2 separate regions of the Homo sapiens genome follow, and region 2 is linked to region 1. The links are chromatin loops, found by intact Hi-C in ENCODE. Cell type or tissue: heart left ventricle. All regions are shown on one strand. Each heading gives the region's core, and the rest is flanking DNA. Links, peaks and the distances in the headings are about the cores only. Region 1 overlaps CACNA1C (calcium voltage-gated channel subunit alpha1 C). Region 2 overlaps CACNA1C (calcium voltage-gated channel subunit alpha1 C).

Region 1 (9,903 bases), core at 4,872-9,871:
CCAATTTCCTGTTGAGTTACGAAGCCAGGTCAGCAACGAGGTGAAAGCTGAACTGGATATAGAGACACCGGTTTTTTTTGTTTCGTTTTTGTTTCATTTTGTTTTTTTGAACAGAGGCAGTATCAGTCACTCCTCATCAAAAGGCAGCTGTCAGATTGTGAAACACCAATTAAAGTCAAATTTCTGGTATAGGAACTGGGAGCCCAGACTAAATACCAAACCCTCACTACTGACACAATAGGATTTCCTAATGCTGTAGTCTCATCTACGTGGGCTTCAAATTTGGGGCACTACCCAAGGAAGTGGGCTCTTAAAGCTAAAAAGTCATATTGCAGGGCCAGCAATTCCACTCCTAGGTAAACCCAAAATAACTAAAAATGGATTCAAATAGATACTTGAATACTGGTGTTCATTGCAGCACCATTCACAATAGCCAAAAGGTGAAAACGCAAGTGTCCATCAACAGAAGAATGGATAAGCAAAATGTGGCGTGTGCTTTCAATGAAATACTATTCAGCCATAAAAAGGAACGAAGTCCTGACACATGGTACAACGTGGATGAACCTTGAAGACATTATGCTAAGATACCTTTGAAAAATGCTAAAACCACTTTTTTGTATAATTGAAAGAAAACGCTTAATCCCACCTCCAAATGACAGCCAGCTCCCTAATTTCACGTGCTTCCTTTCAATGTCATCATTTATCATGTAAATTGTCATGACCTATCTAGGTCTGAAATTTGTGAGATATGTTATCAACAGTCAGACTACACAGCAAACTCCAACTGTAGAATTATTATTGCTGTTGGCTGGGCACAGTGGTTCACGCCTGTAATCCCAGCACTTTGGGAGGCCAAGCGGGTGGATCAAGAGGTCAGGAGATGGAGACCATCCTGGCCAACATGGTGAAATCCCATCTCTACTAAAAATACAAAAATAAGCCAGGCATGGTGGTGGGTGCCTGTAGTCCCAGCTACTCAGGAGACTGAGGCAGGAGAATCGCTTGAACCAGGGAGTCGGAGGTTGCAGTGAGACGAGATCGTACCACTGCACTCCAGCCTGGTGACAGAGCGAGACTACACCTCAGGAAAAAAAAAAAAAAGGAATTATTATTGCTGTCAATAACACATGAAAATCCATAGAGACAAAAGTAAATTCATGGTTGCCAAGGGCTGGAGAGAGAGGGGAATGAAAAGTGACTACCAATGGGTAAAGGGTATTTTTTGCGGGTGATGAAAATATTGGGGAAGTAGGTAGACCACTGAATCATACACATCAAAAGGGTAAATTTTACGGTATGCGAATTATACCTCAACAAAGCTGCTATTTCAAAATAAATAAATAAATAATGCATGAAGTCTGGAGAGCTCAGCTTACAGGGATGGTCCCCGGGACTCACGGGAATCTCGTTTGAGAATGGAGAGTGTCTATTTTCCTGGAGGGAGTGACTGAGGAAATATTCCAAGAATGGGTGGTGAAGCAAGGCCATGCCACAAATGGGTCCCCCGGGAGACAAGGTGTACTGACCTAGGTGGTCTGTGAAGGCCTGTGAGGAGATGTGAAGAAGCAAGGAGGGCCCTGGCAGAAACCCTGGGAATAAGGGGAAAGAAAGCCAGAGGACGGGACCAGGAGGGGAGGCGGGGTACCACGACAACATGCAGCCATCAAGTAAGAACAAGGATTCCAGCTCTGAGCTTCCACAAGGCAAATCTAAGCCAGGTTCCAGAAGGCAAGGACAAGGTCATTTTCCCAGGATAGAGAGATAGTGGGTTTCTCTTTCTACTGTTCTCCATGGGGAGAAGTAACAGAAAGAGCAAATGTTTTGAAAGTCCGACAGACCTGAATTTAATTCCCAGCCCCAACACTGTCTGGGTGGCTGTGGCCACATTGCTTAAGACTTTGGTCCTCAGTTTCCTTATCTAAAAAATATAATTAAAACCCACGTGGTAGGATTACTGTAAGGATAAAACATATTAAGCACATGAAGCACCAAGAACATTGTCTAACACATGCTAGGCATTCAATAAATGGTGGCTATTACTCTTGCTCTATTTTAAAATTATAACAAGGTAGATGTTATACCTCAATACAGCTTTTTTTCTTTAGAGAAAAATTAAAACATATATGGCTCCACAGATCACAGGACCAGAGCTGGGGGTAGAACAAGGTGCAAACAAATGCGAAAGTGCGAAAGTTTCCCAGCATACTTTTTGATGATGGGATTATTTTTGCTTTGGGAAACTAAAACTAATCCTGTCACTTAGACTATAATGTTAAAGCTCTTTCCTATTTTGATCAGTGTCTTAGGGAGCTACACAGAACTGTCCCCTCTATCTCCAAACCTGCAACATTTTGGCTATGAAAAATAAATAAGTTTATTTTCCAAACCCAAAGTTTACTTTTGAAGCAAAGTTTTATTTTCCAGCCCGTCCTCCTGTACTGGGAAGTTGGGTTTAGGTTTGGGGAATTCACGTTCAAAAGTGAGGAGACATTGGTTGCCCAGGTGGTGTTCTTCCTGCCCTCAATGGCCCTATTTTCAGGCCATGAAAGGACTTCAGGCCAGCGTGGCTTTGGACTTGAGGCCGAAGCCAGGCAGCCATGTGTGGTGGCAGTGAGGGGACAGCAGCATGGCAGGTGGACAGCTGCCAGGCGTCGGATACCCTGCATCCCCATGTCCTCACCCTCAGCTTGGAAACAGCAGCAGTGCCAGCAGTGCACATGGCTCCACCGTCCTGGGAGCCTACTGGCCACAGGCTCCTAGACTCTCTGGAGGGCAAAATACCAGGCCCATCTCAACCAATGGTTCACTTCCTCCCTGATTATTCTGGTATCAGCCAGACCACCTCAGACTCTGGTTTCTCTTTGTTTTACATTTTCACCTTTAAAATATTGAATAATGTCAGCCCTCCCACAACACCTCCAAAGTTGTTTGAAATGCTGTGAATGTTACTTCATGGCGTTGCTTTTCCAAACTCTGGTGCTCTGCTCGCTGATGGGGAGAATAAGAGTAGCTGATGTTTGAACAGCGATATACACTCATTCTCCTATTTGGATCCTCACAGCTGCCCTGCGAAGTGAATTGGCTAAGGATTATTATCTCCACTTTACAGACAAAAAAAAAAAAAGGGATTTGATTCCTTCTGAACTCTCAGAGAAAGAGATGAAGTCAAAGAATGTGACCCAAGACCCAAGTCATTTCTCTAGCCTACAGCCTTATTTATTCTTTAGCTATTTACTTTGTTACTTTTGTTAATGTCTTTGAAAGGTTTTAGCCCAACGTAGATTATTTTGGAAGAAAGAAAGGAATATAAATGACTGTACATGACACAATGGTTATAAAGTAAATAGAGCTTAATTGAGTACTCAAGTCAACATTTCTGCCCACAGGCAATATGGAGAAGAACATTCATTCACTGTCTAGATTTTGGCTTGGTTCTCTAAAGGACAGGAGACAAGATTATTTTATTTTCCTTTTAGCTAGGTTCAAGTGGGCAACACCAAGTGTAGCCGAGTGTATTAAAAGAAACCCCTGTTGGCAAATTGGCAGCTTGAATATTTCATGAAATTATCACAACACTATGTTCTGAAATGATGGCTTCCTCCAGGGAACTCAAAAGCCACATCTCTAAGCATGAGCCTGGCTCATGCCTCCGTCTTCAAGCTAGACCGAGTCAGCCTCAGAGGCCTTCCAGTTTCTCAGAGATGACTTGAAAGAGTATGAAACAAGTCAGCCAATGAACACTTCAAGGAAGATGGGAATGTCAGAGGCAGGTCCTAGTGATTCTCTTCCATGGGCTGAGTCTACCACCACTGCTGGGAATGTCTCCTGGGAGTAGGCCGGGGGTCCTAGGAGACCAACCCTGACATGGGAGCAGAAAGACGCCCTTGGTCGCCCAGCTCAGGTGGAGTCTGTGGCAGCCTGTCTCACAGTCTCTACCCTGGGGCTGATCTGTGTGTCTATACCCCAGCTACTGGTAATGCCAGCTGGTCCATGAAGAATCCCAGCAGCTCACCAGGGAAGTCCCACAGCACAGCCCGGCTTCCCATCCCCATCCCACTCTCGCAAAGGGGCTGAAACAAGCCTAGATTGGGGCCGAGAGGAAGTGAGCAAATAAAAAAGGCTTAGAGGCAGATCTGTTTGCAGACAAAATCGTGATCTGAATTTTGCAGGAGTTTCTTGTGGACATGTATGAACTTCTACTCTGTAGCCTAAGAAAGTGTTTTTAAACCTTTCCAATGATAGATTTCCCCCACCCCACCCTTCCAACTCCATTCCTAAATCTAACATCGCAGAAATTATTTTAAGGCAGTACAAAGGTGGAGGCAGGGGGAGGAAGAATAGAGAGGTTGAAAGATCTACCAAGCAAAATTTAGCCAGAAGCACTAACAATGCTCTCTCAGGGGGCCAGCACCAAGTGTGGTACAGGCAGGAGGATGAAGAGACTGAAGACCTTGTATTTAGTTACATCCCTGCCTCCATGAACCTTTAGGGGCCTCTGTTTTCTCAACTGGAAATGAGGATTGTCTCTAAGGTTCCTTTACCCATAAAATGTCCTGATCCTAGAAAGTAAATTCCCAAAGAGACATTACATTTATTCTATGTTTGACAAACCCTTTAACGAACCAGAGCCTAGCCCCTTGCCCCCTATACACACAGGGTATAGCACAAGAAGCCCATTTTAAAGTGAAGGTGTTTTGCAGAGAACTGTTCTGTGGGGTTTTGGGGAGGGGAGGGGCTGAGAGGTTTGGGTTTCTTGCCAGTTAACCCCCGCTTTCCTCACCCTCTGCTTCAGCCAGATGAACCCTTCCTCTAGTTCCCTCGGCTTCCAGGGAAGGAAGGGTCTATTTTCAACCTCGGTCCGACTCCTGAGCTCCAGGCCCAAACTTCTCTCCTACAGTCCCTACAATCCCAACTTAAATTCAGTTCAGCTCCACAAGGAGTAACTGACTACCCTGATGACCTTGTTCCCCAAACCCTCCCAGACACCCTAGGGAGTTGGGGCTCCTCTGGCTTCCCCTCACCTTCTGCATCTCAGCTCTCGGAGGCTCCAGCCATCTCACAGCTCTGCTTTTCTGTGGGGTCATCCTGGGCTCCCCATCTCCCAGCTGGGGTCCTGCCCACACGGTACACACAGCTAGCACTGAAGCAAGGTTCTCCAGGGACCTGCGCGGGTCCTGCCTGAATTCGGCAGGGGAAAGGGGGCAGTAGAGAATGCATCCACTTCCCTTCCTGCCATGATAAACAGCTGCCTCCAGGGGTGCCTCAACTATAGAAACCAAGAGGGTCTGTCTACCTGCTCCAGGCCCGTGTCTACACAGGCTCAGGAAAGCCTGGTCTTGAGCAAATAAGCACCCCATCTAGGAATTAAAACACAGAGAAGAGCTCTTCTGGAGTGCCCAGGTTTCAGTTCAAATGATGGCATTCATTATTTCAGCCTTCCATTTTGCTTTTTCTGCAGTGGGTTCAGTTTAAGTCTACACACCCGGCTTCGAAATGACACCGAAAAACATTCCATTCCATTTTCCCCGAGGGATCCTGTCACTTTTACTTGTTTTACGTGGTATCTAACCTTGAGGTACATGTAAACAGGTGTTTACTAAATTATTTTAATAATGACAGCCATGGCTCAGAGTGTTATTTCATTATCAGAATGTTTAGCACTTCTGTCCCTAAATATTTGGCACCTGATATGTTGCAAAACAATTCCCCATGCCTTTTTTTTTAAAACCAATCTTCTGTTCTCCTCCACAGTGCCCAACATTAACCTAGGCAACTGTGAGGATGGAATCTAGAAACAGATGAAATCAGTGTGATTATTTTGTTAATTAGGCTTGTTGTTAAGTCTCCAGGTGTTTCGCAAACAGTCTATCAGCTTTCTGTAGTCCATATTGGAAAATAAAATTGTCTGCTAAATCTGAATGCTCAGCACTGATTTCAGGGTCCCAGCAAGGAAGAGGTGAGATGACGCCGGCTGACCTGTACCTCCTACAGAACAAACAGCTGCTGTATCAGGCGGGAGGAATTACTGTAAAAGGAAGAAAGTGCTGCCAGCCACTCACCCCTTCTTAGCACAGTGCCAAGGGCTTCTCAGACCTCATGGAACTTGCCACACAACTAAGAAAACCGAGTGAAGAAAGGAATAGAAAAGAAAATGCCAGGCGCTGGAAAACATCACTGGAAATTAGAACAAATCTCAGTTACTTCCTAACCTGGGTCTCCTGAGCTTTTCTGCCATTACCCAGCAGGAGATCCAGGCAGACTCATAAACGGAAATCAACTGTGAAGTGCACCCAGTTGTTTTTGTGTTCTTTTCCCTATTAAAGTTAGGAAAATGTCCTCCTGCCTTTGGCTGGCAAGCTCTGTGACTGCACAGGTCTGGGTTCCCAGATCCCATGCTTCAGGTCACCCCATGCTCCACTGGGCTTGGGCACCACCGGGCCCTCTGGTTACTAAACCATCAGTGAAAAATCAGGGAGAAAATTAACATCTGGCCATACCAAGTTCAGCGATTCACCCAAAAGGCTTCCTCCAGGCTCGGCGGGATGCTGTCTGTGCTGGAAGGGAACAGACGTCTGTGGGAAGAGCCTGCGACGGACTGGGTGGGCTCCAAAGGAGTTCTCATTACAACAGGGTGGAGAGGTCACTGTGGGACCTGGGTCCCTCAGTGATGCCGCGAGGGCCTCCAGTGTGTGCGGCGGCACGGAGACACACTGGTCTTTTGGGTTACCTGTGCCGGGGCAGGTGTGGGCCTGATGGAAGCAGCACAGCCCCAACAGGTCACAAGCTCTAAACTCCCCCTACACCTTTCATCACCAGGCGGACCCTGAAGCCCCTTTCCTGACTCCTAAGCCCTGTGGCGCCACCTACTGGAAGAGGCAGAAGCCACATCTACTGCAGGTCTGGCCAGGTCGCATTCATTCATTCACGCAGACATTTATTTGTTCAGCCTTGCATCGAGGCCCTGGACTGAGCAGCGGCCTGTACTAGGAAGCAGGGATCCCAAGATGAGCAGGGCCTCGAAATCTCCAGTCAGTATGCTCCTTGGATCCCTTTGATAGGTCTTACAGAAGAACCCAACTCAAGCAGTTTTATTTGAAGAACAAATTGAAGAGACCTAGGTCATTGCCAAGACTGAGAGATGGTCCCACGGGGCTAACGGCTCATCATTTCATTTACAAAGCACTGTGCCTGCAGCATCTACCTGTAAGAACAAGTCTCCCTTTACTATGAAGAAGAAATCTTTAAACAGTCTTAGGAGACTGCATTATCAATACTTCTCTCTCAACACCCCAGGTCCCTGAAGGGCATTAGCCTCTCGTGTGATCTATTTAAAATAGCTTTTCCTTATTCCATGTGTGTATGTATACACACACACACTTAAATACTGTTAGTGTGTATTCTATGGAAATAATGAAAAATTGACTCTTTTTAATATATTGTCATATTCTAAAACACTAAAAAGTGCCTGACCAATAGTAGGAATAATATGATGAACTCCAATAGCCCCTTTCCTCCAGTTTTCTCCATGCAGGATCAAGAAAAAGCAAAGCTATTGCCACAGCTTTCTTTAACCTGCTCAAGCTGATGTGCGAGCAATGTTGTTCTCTGACCATTTGTAAAGAAAGTTAACTGTGATCATTATTATTATTACCTTATTACAGTGATTCTTATTCTGCTGAATCGCTAAGTAGTTAAAAGAAAAGCACAGTGTGTCTTGCACTCCCCAAACACATGTTTCTCCCCTCTGCCTTGTCTCTAGCAGATAAGGGACATTCTGGTGTTTTATTTGTTCAATGGTTGACTATTAAGACACTCATTTGCTAGCTGGAGCCTGCAATAGAAAATCGGCCCAGAAAAGTGGGAGGCTGGCACAGGCCCAGAGCAGACAGGGCACCAGAGGCGAGGCAAGGCTTGAGTGTGCCACCCCAGCCTGAAACCCAGGGTCAGAAGCTGGTCCTTCAATGAACTTCCAGGCTGTTCCCAGGCACTGACCTCCAGTCTCCAGTTCGACCCTCAACACACACACACACACACACACACACACACACACACACACACTCACACACACTCACACATGCACACACTCCACGGAAAAGGTGAGGGAGCAAGGACTGGTGCATTCCACATCTCAGAGCATGTCGGGAAGAGAGGAATGCACAGCCCCCGCCACTGACAACTTTTTTGGTTCTCGACTCTTTGTTTCGTCACCATTACTGATCTTCTGAGGCAGTCCTAGACTCCTCTTCTGTCTCCTGAAACTCTAACCCCTATGATGGCTCACCCGCCCCCTTTAGTGATTAGCCACAGCAACCTCTTCCTTGTCAATATTCATTCTGTTCTAGGTCTGCCCTTCCCACCTCCACCACCCTCCTCCCCTCTCCTACCCCAACAACCTCGGCAATGCCAACCAACTAAAGAAGAGAAGATGGAGAGTAGAGGGGAGACAGGGATCTTGGTGCTCTTCCACCTGGGAACCGCATCTAGAAATGGAGGCAAAACTGCTCCCATGAATTATATAATCACTGCAGCTTCAAGGGAGAGAACTGGAATTCAGGTTGCCATAGCGTTTGCTGGCATGTTGCTGGAAAGGTAGAGCTCTCAGCCGCTGGCTCCCTTGCTCCCTTCCCCTCTACCTTTCTCAGGAACCTCTCTGGGGTTGGCACTCCTACTTTTAATGTCTGCTCCCAGCATACAGCAGGGAGATGCTGAGAGGCAAAGGGGCCAAAGAAAACAACCAGAGTAAGGAAATGGGTTCAGAAGGGGTTTATCCTGCACTAAGAGGAGACCTTGTAAACTAGTTAAGATTATCATCCTGTGAATAAGGTGAATAATCACTATTATTACCACAGTACATTGCCATTGACAGTGATACTTAGGGCAATACTACAGAGCTCTCCTCTTCAATGCTGCTTAGACTGAGGAGGTGGGTAAAGCACGCAGTCTCAGAACCTGGAGGGGAGTCATCTTGCATCCCCACTCTTCACAAATACCACCCTCTTTTGTGTCTCACTCCTTCCCTCCTAAACCATTCACTAGCCCATCAGCTACAGAAGGGAGAGGGGATCAGGTGAGGGATGGGGTCAACAGTAGAGAAATCCAAACATGGATACTGCCCTTGTGACCCCAAAGCTCTGGCTCACCCTAGAACCCATGACCCTTGACAAGATTCTTTCTTCCAAAGGAGGCCACAATCCCCAAGCTGCCACCCATGCTGGAAAGCAGAGAAGACTGGCCCCAAAATCGGTTTCAGGATAGATGGAGACCAGGCAGGCTGGATGGCAGCTTCTGGCTCTAAAGAGTGAAGGCCCTGTCCCCAAAAGGTGGAGCTGGGAGCAAACAGAGGGAAAAAGCTGGACAAAAAGACCTGGAGACAACTCCTTCCACCAGGCTGGTCTTCAGAGGATCACTGGGAAGAACCCAGGGAAGGAACAGAGACCAGCAGTGACAGATAGGCTTTCAGGGGAAGAGAAGAGGAAGAGTGCAAACAGGGAGGCTCTGGGAACTGGGAGAGAAAAGGGAGAGACTACACCCAAAGAGACAGAGCAGTGGCGAGAAGAAAGAGATGTCATGCCTGGAGGTTGCCAGAAAGCCCCGCTGGACCACCCTGTCTGCACCCCCCGTCCCCAAAACCTTAAATGCTAAGCAACGTCCAAGAAAACAACTTGTTAATATGGGGGGAGAGCGGTGAGGGAGAAAGTTTCCAGGAAGTAGGGAGTTACCTGACTGCCTTTCACCATCACAGGGGGAGCTGGTGACACTCGCGGCCAAGGATGGAGATGCTCGGAAAACACTGGGCAATAGTATGGAGCCGCGTGAGCCAGGCACACCCTTTCATGATCTCCTTCAAACACGAAACAGCAAAGCCCACACACCGCCCGGCTCCTCGCCGCTTCCATCCTCAGG
Region 2 (9,903 bases), core at 2,026-7,025, 200 kb before region 1:
AGGCTGTTTTAAGCTAACCAGTCTCAAACTTCAGCATACATCACAAAAACCTGGTGGGCTTGTTAGAACACAAACTGCTGGGTCCCGTGTGGGGCAGGGCGGGGTGTGGGGAGCTTCCTTTTTGTAGAATCGGCACTTCTAGTAGGTTCCCAGGTGATTTTGATGCAGCTGGTTCAGGGCCATATTCTGAGAACCACTGCTTTAAGCTACCTTTCCTTAAATGGAAAAGAAAAACAATTAAGTGAAGGAAATATTGAGTTCCGTGATTTCCCCAGGGCCAGGTGAAAGACTTCCACTTATGAAAAGGCCTTGGTTAGGAATCATGCTGAACTCACTAGTGTAATTCCATCTCCCTCATCTATTTTTGGAATTTGAAAACACATATGTTAATTTATATTGAATTCATAATATTACTTTATTAATCCATCTCTCAAATGGATTACTTTTTAAGGGAGATTTGTGCCTTCTTCTCTCCTGAAAACTTAAATATTCATTTTAATGAGACAAAAATAACCAGAATTTGATCAGAAATATTCGGTAACTTTAAGGAGCTGATGCTCACATATCTACAATAATAAGATAGAAAATATTCAGGCGTCTTAAAATACGAGTTATCTGAAATCGAGAGGGAAGAGATTAAAGTGATGATGAAAGGGACAGTCTGGAAGGGCAGCATTGATACAGCAGAAGGGGCCCTGGATTAAATCTGGTTGGGAAACCCAGTCCCAGTTACCCCACTGAGGAGCCTTATGGGCTCGGAAAATTGGTTTTTATGGACCTCAGGTTCTACATATGCAAGATGAAGATAACACCGTCCTCCAAAGACGATGATATAATTAAATTTAGTTGTTTTATCCCACATCATTTTTTAAGAACTTGAGATTTTTAAAATTTCACATTTAAAAAAAAAACTTGAGGAAAAAATGAGTTTTCAAAAATTAATGAGTAAAATACATATTTTAAAACAATATATACCAACCAAAAACACACAGTAAAATTATTCTGACTAATCACAAATGCTGGCCTAAGTTTCCTGGCAGTTAAACTGAAGAAGGGAATTATTACATAACTCTCATTATCTCATAAATTGAGAGGCGGAAACAAGCGAATTCCTCAAAGCAATGAATGAGATCATGTGTGTGAAAGCTTCTGGCAAATAACCAGAAATAAGATGTCATTATTAAGGTTTCAGGAAGAGGTGGGATATGAGCTTTACTATGGTGGGACAGGGCAGACCCCAAACACAGCAGGTGATGAGATGTAGTACAAAGAAACTCTGCCTCCCTCTTCTCTTTCCTTTGGCTTGGTTCTCAAACCTCTGCCTACTGCAGAGTGGGAGTGCACGTGCTGAAGGCAGATTGAGGGTGCTCTTCAATCAAGTTGAGAGTGTAGCATTCACTTGTATGAAAATGCCGCTTCTGTAGGTCAAAAAATATCAGTGATTTCCTAAGGTTAAACCTAACAGTAAGACCAAGTGAAGTGGAGGCAACAGGTATAAAGAATATACCATTTCAAGGCTGTCTTTGCAGTTCTAACAGTTAGAAAAGAACATTCTGAAGACTAGAGAGTTAAACCTTAGTTTGGAACCTCACTGCTTGAGAACCTGGGAGAATCTGGAGGAGAAGAGATCAATGAAAATGCTTAAAGACTTGGAGAGGAAGGGAACACGCTAGAGCGGGGGTCCCCAGCCCCCAGGTACCGGTCCATGGCCTGTTAGGAACCAGGCTGCACAGCAGGAGATGAGCGGTGGGCAAGCCAGCATTACAGCCTGAGCTCCAGCTCCTGTCAGATCAGCAGCAGCATTAGATTCTCATGGGAGCAAACCCTATTGTGAACTGTGCATGCTGGGGATCTAGGTTGCATGCTCCTGATGAGAATCTAATGCCTGATGATCTGAAGTGGAACAATTTCATCCCAAAACCATCCCCTCTCGGTCCTCCATGGAAAAATTGTCTTCCACGAAACTGATTCCTGGTGCCAAAAAGGTTGGAGACCGCTGTGCTAGAGAAGACTGAACTGTCCCACCACAGCCTGGTCCCGTCCTCCAGGGTACTCAGCTGGACTACATTTCTCAACCTCCTTTGGAGACAGGTGTGGCCCATGGCTGACTTCTGGCCAGTGAAATGTCAGTGAAAGTGATAGTCACAACTTCCGGGCCTGGACGATCTTGGCCGCCATTACAAACAACTGTGTTCATTCCTCTGTGACTGTCTGAGTGCTGGATGTTAACACCCAGGGAGGCCTGGAAAGCCACCAACGAAGACAGCAAAGCCCTGGTCCCCTACAATATGGAGCAGAGCCACCCCCGTCCTGATTGGGTTTACATTCTGTTGTGTTGAGTCACCACGATTTTTGAGTGCAACTGTAACATATCTGGTGTAATAGAAGAATGGATAAAGGAACTGTTGTTCTCATGCCCCCTCTAAAAAAGAGATAACTAATCCATTTACTATTTTAAAAGGTAGCATGCTGGTTTCCAAACCTGGAAACACCCATCAGAATCACCTGTGGAGTGTTTTAATCAAACAGATTCCTATACTACACCCTGAATCTCCTGAATTTTTCCAGGATTTTTTTTAAGTTCTTTAGGAGTTTACAACTGATCATTAGGCTGGAATCTGAGGATGGCTAGAAAGGATGTGGCTGCAATGCTGACCTGCCGATGTCCTCATTTCTCTACCCCTGGAAACGCGCCATCTGCTTTACGTCCTGGCTCTTAATCTTGCACCATCTTCTCGTCATCTCTAACTGGTTAACTGGTGTGTTTTATCAACTCAAGAACCCTGTACGCTCATCAGGGGCCAGGATTATAGCTTTTATATTTATTTTCCAAACAGCATGAAGCTAGACAGGTAATGAAAGCTCAATCAACACATTAATTCATTTGATTTAAGCAGTTGTTTTCTTCTATACCATCAGAATAAGGGGAAAAAGGGCTTTTCTAGCAACGTAGACACAGGCTAGACTTAGCAAAACAGTTCCAATTATGTGTTTAAGTCATTTTTAAGACACCAATGTGCCCAAGGTGACTGATTACCCCATGCATTGATGGAGAAGTAACCAGTTCTCAAAATTTAATATGTGCAAGGCTGAACTATGAAGCTTGTTAAAAATGTAGATTCCTGGGCTTAGCCTCCAGGTAGTCTGATCTAGTAGCTCCAGTGTAAGGCACAGGAATTTGCATTTATGATATTCCTCCTCCTACCCCATCCCTGAGTTGTGTGCAAGTGGCAAGAAACAGGAGGTGTGATTGTAAACTAGTAAGGTCAGGATCGTGTGATTGTAAAGTAGTCAGGTCAGGATCGTGTGATTGTAAACTAGTCAGGTCAGGGTCGTGTGATTGTAAACTAGTCAGGTCAGGGTCGTGTGATTGTAAACTAGTCAGGTCAGGGTCGTGTGGTTGTAAACTAGTAAGGTCAGGGTCGTGTGATTGTAAACTAGTCAGGTCAGGGTCGTGTGATTGTAAACTAGTCAGGTCAGGATCCTGTGATTGTAAACTAGTAAGGTCAGGATCGTGTGATTGTAAACTAGTAAGGTCAGGGTCAGGTCTATTTTGTTTAATGTGATATCCGTAGGGCCAAGCATATTGCTTAACTCACAATAAAGCTTATTATCTGTCCAATGAGGAGGAATCTCATCTGACTTATCCTAAACACTGCCCTTCCTTCCAGAAAGGAAATGAACCAGGTGACCCTCCTGGTCTTCTGAAGGCCACCAGCTTACTGTCACACACTTAGTAAACTGGGAAGTGCCCCTTCTGGCTGCCTCAGCCCCATCTGCTCAGAGTTCTAATTGAAGAGGCCGACCTCCTTTGATTGGCACTGCCTTCTTGCTGTGCCAGGGACCATCTGTAGCCACCACCTCCTGGCAGTTCAGACATCTCTTCCTTCTTGCAGGCATGGATGGGCAAGGACATTAGTAAATGGACCTGGATCTAGGAGAGAGGGCCTGCCTGTCACACCCCGAATGACCCCAGGTCTGTTAGCAAACTCCACACAGGTACTGAGAACTCCCACACCTGGGGAATGGTGCTTTCCTAGTAACTAGGTTTTTTTTTTTTTTTTTTCTGCAGCAGAATGCTGAGCATCCCATAACCGTGATTTCACTGGCTCTCACAGTACCTCAGTAAAACCAGGAGGGAGCACGGGTCTGTATCCATATTTTGCAGATGGCAAACAGAGAGGAAATCTGACTTGCCCAAGGTCACACAGCAGGTCAGCCATGAAGCCAGGGAGGGTACCCAAGCTCTACGCATCCACAGCCGTGGCATCTGCAGGGCCACAGCCCCTTCACAGGGGCGGGGAATCACAGCTGCTTCCATTTAAGGCTGTTGCTCCTCAATTTTACACAGGGGTATGTGCTCTTCAGAAAGGAAATACTAAGCTAAGCTTTGCCTCTCTTCACTTAAAAGACCTTCGGGATGAATCTCTTTCAGAGACTCAACTGCCATCCAAGTGAAGAGAGGACGGGGGGATATGAAAAGATCTTTTTCTTGGCAGTGGTAATGAACCTGTAGTTCTCAAAGTGTAGATGGGACGTATCAGAATCACCCAGGCACTTTCTCAACATATATCGTCCCCCATTCACAGATTCTGCAAGTCAACCAACCCCACTTCAGCCCTGACTCCATAGCAAATCTCACAATGGAGTAGTTTGAGTGGCTTTTTTCTTTTCCCTTATCCCACGGGCAGGTGTTAACAGCAAAGGGGACAGGGGTGAGCAGTAGGAAGGGGAAGCCTGGACCCTGGACAATCCACAGCAGAGGGTGCGGAGCTGACATCCCCTGTGCCAGTTTGCCGCAGCACGATACAAAAGGTGCACAGGACACAAGAGTAATGGGGCAATCCGGGCCCACACCTTCGTTCTCATACTAAGAGGAAAACAGAAAATACAGGGTTACAGAGTTCACAGCCAACACTCAAAACAACAGACTGGAGTATGTGTCTAAGGAAGACATGAAATGGAAGGGCCACTACAGACAACTGGCGGTTGAGAAGATAAGACTCAGCCTACATCCTCCAGAAGCATACTGACAGACAGAGTCTGGGGTCGTTTGAGGCTCTCCTCTGTACTGATACTCTCCACCCCACTCCCTGAGAACAACTGGAGGGAGGGTGCCTGCCTAGGGGCTCTCGAGTGGTGAGCACAGTGCTGGGCACACACAGTAAAGCTCCAGAAAAGTGAGTTGTTTTTGCATTGCGAGTTTTTCTGGACTGTGTCAAGTTTTACTTTAAATAAGGCACATCCAAACTAAGAAGTGCCCAGGTGAGGTTGGTCACCCAGTGATGGCTTCCAGGCTCACCAGCACACCCTCAGTCCTATCCATGACTGAGCCCTTCCCATCCAGCCCTCCCCTGGATCCCAGTACTGTTGCTTCTCCCACTCAGTACGCATCCCTTACTTCCCTGTTGGTTTCAAAGTTTTCTCTCTCCAGTGATCCCATAAATCAGGCATGTGAGACAGAAGGTTTTCACATCATGTATTAAAGGTTATTAAGTGCTCCCAATGAGATAGAAGAAATCTTCCATTGCAACATGAGAGGCATACTTTGGACATCAGAATGAATAGTGGTAAGCGCTACTTAAACAATGTAGGTTACCAGTGGATGGACGGAGAGGCAGAAACTGACATTTACTGACTACCTACGTGTGTGAATGTGCTTGATTTTATTTAATCCTCAACACCCTCCTGCGAGGAAGGTATCATTATTTCAGGGATGAAGAAAGAGGAAAAGAATAGCATTTCCACAGCAGATGTTCTTAGAAAACAGAAGCCACGGACTTAGGTTCCAATGACTTGCAAATAGTACCCTGGTGGGGAAAAGTATGCACATATGTTTGGCCTCCACTGTACCCAGAGCTGCTTGGAGAGCCTTCCACATGGATCAGTCAATGACCAAGGAGGAGTTCTAAGCCTTTGGGTGGCAGCCAATAAATAATCATCCTTTCTGCCCCTTATAAACTCAGAACCAATTAAGAAGTAAGATATAGGACACACAGATTAAATCAAACCAAAAGCTTGATTAGAAACAAATTATAAAATGGAGGAAGTGGCTTAGACGGGCTTCGAAGGACTTCCTAATATTTCAACCACTATTAAATGTACTTACCCTGCCAGAAGGTGAGACCATCACAGGTTTTCCCCACAGGGCCAGATCAGTCCCAATAACTTGGTGAACCCTTCTTTGGGGATAAGTGGATTCAAAAGAGAGTCCCAGAAGGGGCTACACCAAACTCACCAGTCAGATAGGTCACTTCTCCCCTGGGGACAAGGGCATAAAGAGACAGGGAAAAGTGGGATGTGTTCCTGCCATACCTTCCCTTCCGGGAACATGAGCTAGAAACTCCCTCCTTCCCCTGCCCATGTAACACAAGGGGTAGGGAGTAAATGATATTCCTTTTGCGGGAGAGGGCCATCAACACTTTCAAGCTAACTCGAATGTATGGGAAAGACTGAAAAAAAAAAAAAAAGTTAAACCCATGGACCCAGCAAAGTGCCATCCTCTAAGGAGGACTTGGAAGGACCCAAGAAAGTCTTGGGAAGTAAAAACTGGGGAAGAGTAAGAGCTTAGAAAAAAGAAAGAAGGGGTTTGACCTAACAGGTCTGTAACAGAAAACATACAGCTGTCCCCGCACAAACACCTTCATCTGATCTGGAATTTGCTCTACATAGAACCTGAATAATCTCCTGGAACCCACCAGGCCTCTACCACCTACAAAGGCAACCTTGACATTTAAAGTGCATAACTCTTGTCCCTGCTTCTTGATAGACAGTGGAGGACAAATGATGACTCACACAAGAAGCCCCCAAGCCTGCTCCGGGGCTTCTTAGCCTCAGCTGCACGGTTGCTGCTTTCCATGTCCTTCCACCTTCCACTCAGCACGTTGGCCTCCCAGAGGGTCCTCTTTCTACACTGTCCTACAACCCAAACGTTTGTGTATCGTATCAGAGCTGCTGATGTGAAGAAGCCTTTGACTGTGGCCAGATTGCAGAGGCCACTCTGTCTAAACCAGCCCTTTTTTGGACTTTCTTTTTCAGGCGGACTATTTACACACTTCAAGCAAGCCCCACAAGAGCCCCCAGCAAATAATACATTCATCCAAGCAGCCATCTCTGGTGGAAAAAAATCGTTATTAATTGGGGTTACAGCACTCATTTTAACCGCAGCAGGAGCTGAGCCAACTTGATTTAGTGGTGTGCAGTCTTTTTCTGAACTCCAGTGGATACTTCACAAATAACAATAAAAATTTTAATGGTAGGACAGACATGGAGTGGGCTACACAGCTTCACTCATTAAACAAACTCCATCCACCATGCTCAAGGATTCAAGCTGTTTTATGTGGCCAGCCACTTTGCCTAAGCCTGCTGCAGATGAGAGACTAAATTTTCATGGTGTCAAGTTGCAGTAAGAAACAGGTTTCATTAGCCCTCTTAACAGATGCAGAAACCGAAGGCCAGAGTGAGAAAGTGATTTAGGATCAATCAGAGGAGGTGCCAGGAGTCCATCCTCAGCCCCACCTCTCGCCCCAGCCTCATTCAGTTCTGATTTCCGAAACATTTTCGCTTCATGGAAACTAGGAAGACTCCATTCTCTGGAGAACTGCAGGGCAGCTGTTTCTGATTATTTTTCCAAGAGAGACACATAACCAAAAGGGTATTTTGGTTATAAAGCAATTTATTTCTCTAACCATTAGAAGATATGTATGTTCATTCCCATGGGCCCGGGGCTGGGTTTGGTTGCCCTGCAATGACAACGTCTAGCAGGACTCCACTGAATCCAGGAGGCCAGTAATGGAAACTCAAAGACTGTGGCAGTGCCACTTAGATAAGCACCTGCGGCCTCCCTGACCTACCTCAACCTCCCTGGCTTGGAAACCTCTGCTGGAAATTTCATAGAAGCTACTTCTCCCCTTGCAGGGGAGAATTTTCATTACAAAGGAGGATTTCAACACGCTTCAGCCATGTCCTTTAGGATCACTGTACTAGAAAGCTGGGTATAGCTCTGACCAGCCATTGACCGCCTGCCCTCATGATGGTCACGATCCCAGGAGACATGTCAGTAGACCACACTGTCCAGCAGCAACTCAGCTTCCCTTTGCCCTTCACCCCCATGACCTTATGCTGACTGTCAACGTGATCTATTTTCTCCCCTGCTCTTCAGAAGCCCTCAGCAACGATTCTCCACTCCCCAGATACTGATGACAGAAACTAAATGATCAAGAAGTATTCATATGAGCAGACACACATCCCTCTCAAACTCAGGCTCTTCCAAAGTGACATGACTGTTCTGCAGACGGGCTGAGCCAACGCAGAACACACTGTCCCTCCTTCTGCGTCATGCTGGAAGTTGCTCTAAGTGCAGGATGTGGTAGAAGTCACCAGGGTGGATGGGATGGTCTGTGTTCCAGCAAACCCACAAGGACAGAAGAGCCAGCCTGGGCTGGTTAGGGAGAGGACAGCTTCAAGGCTGAAGACTAAAAAGTAGAGCTATTATTCTGGGTGGCTTGTCGTCATCTCCACTGAGAGCAGAACAAACCCCTAAAGCATGTGGAATTTCCATTACAGACAAAAAAGAATTATTGGACAGTGAGGGTCATTAGACAATGGAATGAGTGCCCAAGGCTACAGCACTGGCATCACCACAATGATCAAGTCAGGAGGGCCGGCTGGGGTTGGGAGGTCACTGGATTAGAGATGGATGACCAGGGCTCCATTGGCTCAGTGGGTATTTAACGCATGGCCTTGGAGGAGGTGCCAGTCTCTCTCCACTTCAGCTACAGCGTAGGCCATCACCCAGTTTGTCCCCCTGAGTAGTTGCTATGAAGATCAAATGAGATCATGGATGTAAAAGTGTTCAGTGAACCATAAATTGCTACCCAGATATCAGCTGTCATCAACCACACCCACAATCCTGACTAAAGGTCTCGGGATGGAGAGAGGGTCTTGGCCTGTGCCCTTCAGGATTCGGTGCTGTGCGTGCAACCTGGGAGTTTCTGCCCTGTTAATAAGCTGAGTGCTCCCAACTCCAGGTGCTGGGAGGTGAACGGCCCAGGGTTGGAAATGTCTCTTCCTGGAGTGCTCAGTGCTGATGCTGGCCAGGTGGAGCACAGAAGACAAATGAACTCCGCAGATACTGACTGGGTGGGCTCTGTGAGGCACTGTCCATGCCTCAGGGAGATGGACTGATGCATCCTTGTCCTTGAGGAATCTAAAGAGAAGGCAAGGCAGGCCGGGTGCAGTGGCTCACGCCTGTAATCCCAGCACTCTGGGAGGCCGAGGCAGGTGGATCACGAGGTCAGGAGATCGAGACCATCCTGGCTAACACGGTGAAACCCCGTCTCCACTGAAAATACAAAAAATTAGCCAGGCGTGGTGGCGGGCGCCTGTAGTCTCAGCTACTCGAGAGACTGAGGCAGGAGAATGGTGTGAACCCGGGAGGCGGAGCTTGAGGCAGGAGAATCGCGTGAACCTGGGAGGCGGCGCTTGCAATGAGCCAGGATCGCGCCACTGCACTCCAGCCTGGGCAACAGAGTGAGACTCCATCTCAAAAAAAAAAAAAAAAGAGAGAAGGCAAGGCAGATGTCACTGATTCGGAGCCACCGGCCGAGTGAGCCCTAGACTAGATTTTAGGCCTGGCCTCACCTTGGACAGGTCACGTGAGTCCCCTGAATCCCAGGTGCAATAAACAGGGAACAATCATCACCTCTGTGTGCCCACTTCACAGAGCTAATGTGAGGGTTGGGGGTGACGAACTGCAGAGGAGTACCAGCAGGAATAACAGCAAACATTTACCTGGCATCTGCTCTGTGCCACACACTGTTTAAACCTTTTACAATCAGAGGGCAACAAACTTTTTCTGTAAAGGGTCAGGTAGTAAATATTTTAGGATTTTATTTTAGGATT

The links. Hi-C counts contacts between places; a loop is a spot of excess contacts. Peaks named below come from ENCODE experiments on the same cell type or tissue, not always from the same donor. Only the 100,000 strongest peaks of a DNase experiment are listed, where the experiment ranks them.
Region 2: it touches region 1 in a loop (2.5-fold over the local background); 10 of 110 quality-filtered maps call a loop at or near these places.

Annotation. Positions count from the first base shown.
Region 1 is chr12:2,054,352-2,064,254 of GRCh38, reverse strand. All of the region lies in intron 1 of CACNA1C (calcium voltage-gated channel subunit alpha1 C), which reads right to left. Among named protein-coding and RNA genes, the nearest start is that of CACNA1C, 6.3 kb to the right of the region's middle. In heart left ventricle, for the core only: CTCF peaks have their summits at 6,672 and 6,874 (motif pointing left); a DNase peak (open chromatin) is centred at 6,854; H3K4me3 peaks cover 3,187 bases; H3K27ac peaks cover 3,401 bases.
Region 2 is chr12:2,249,432-2,259,334 of GRCh38, reverse strand. The region is part of intron 3 of CACNA1C (calcium voltage-gated channel subunit alpha1 C); the gene reads right to left. Among named protein-coding and RNA genes, the nearest start is that of CACNA1C-IT3, 15 kb to the left of the region's middle. RefSeq lists enhancers at 2,893-3,392, 3,393-3,894. In heart left ventricle, for the core only: no CTCF peak of the experiment used is centred there; no DNase peak of the experiment used is centred there; H3K27ac peaks cover 917 bases.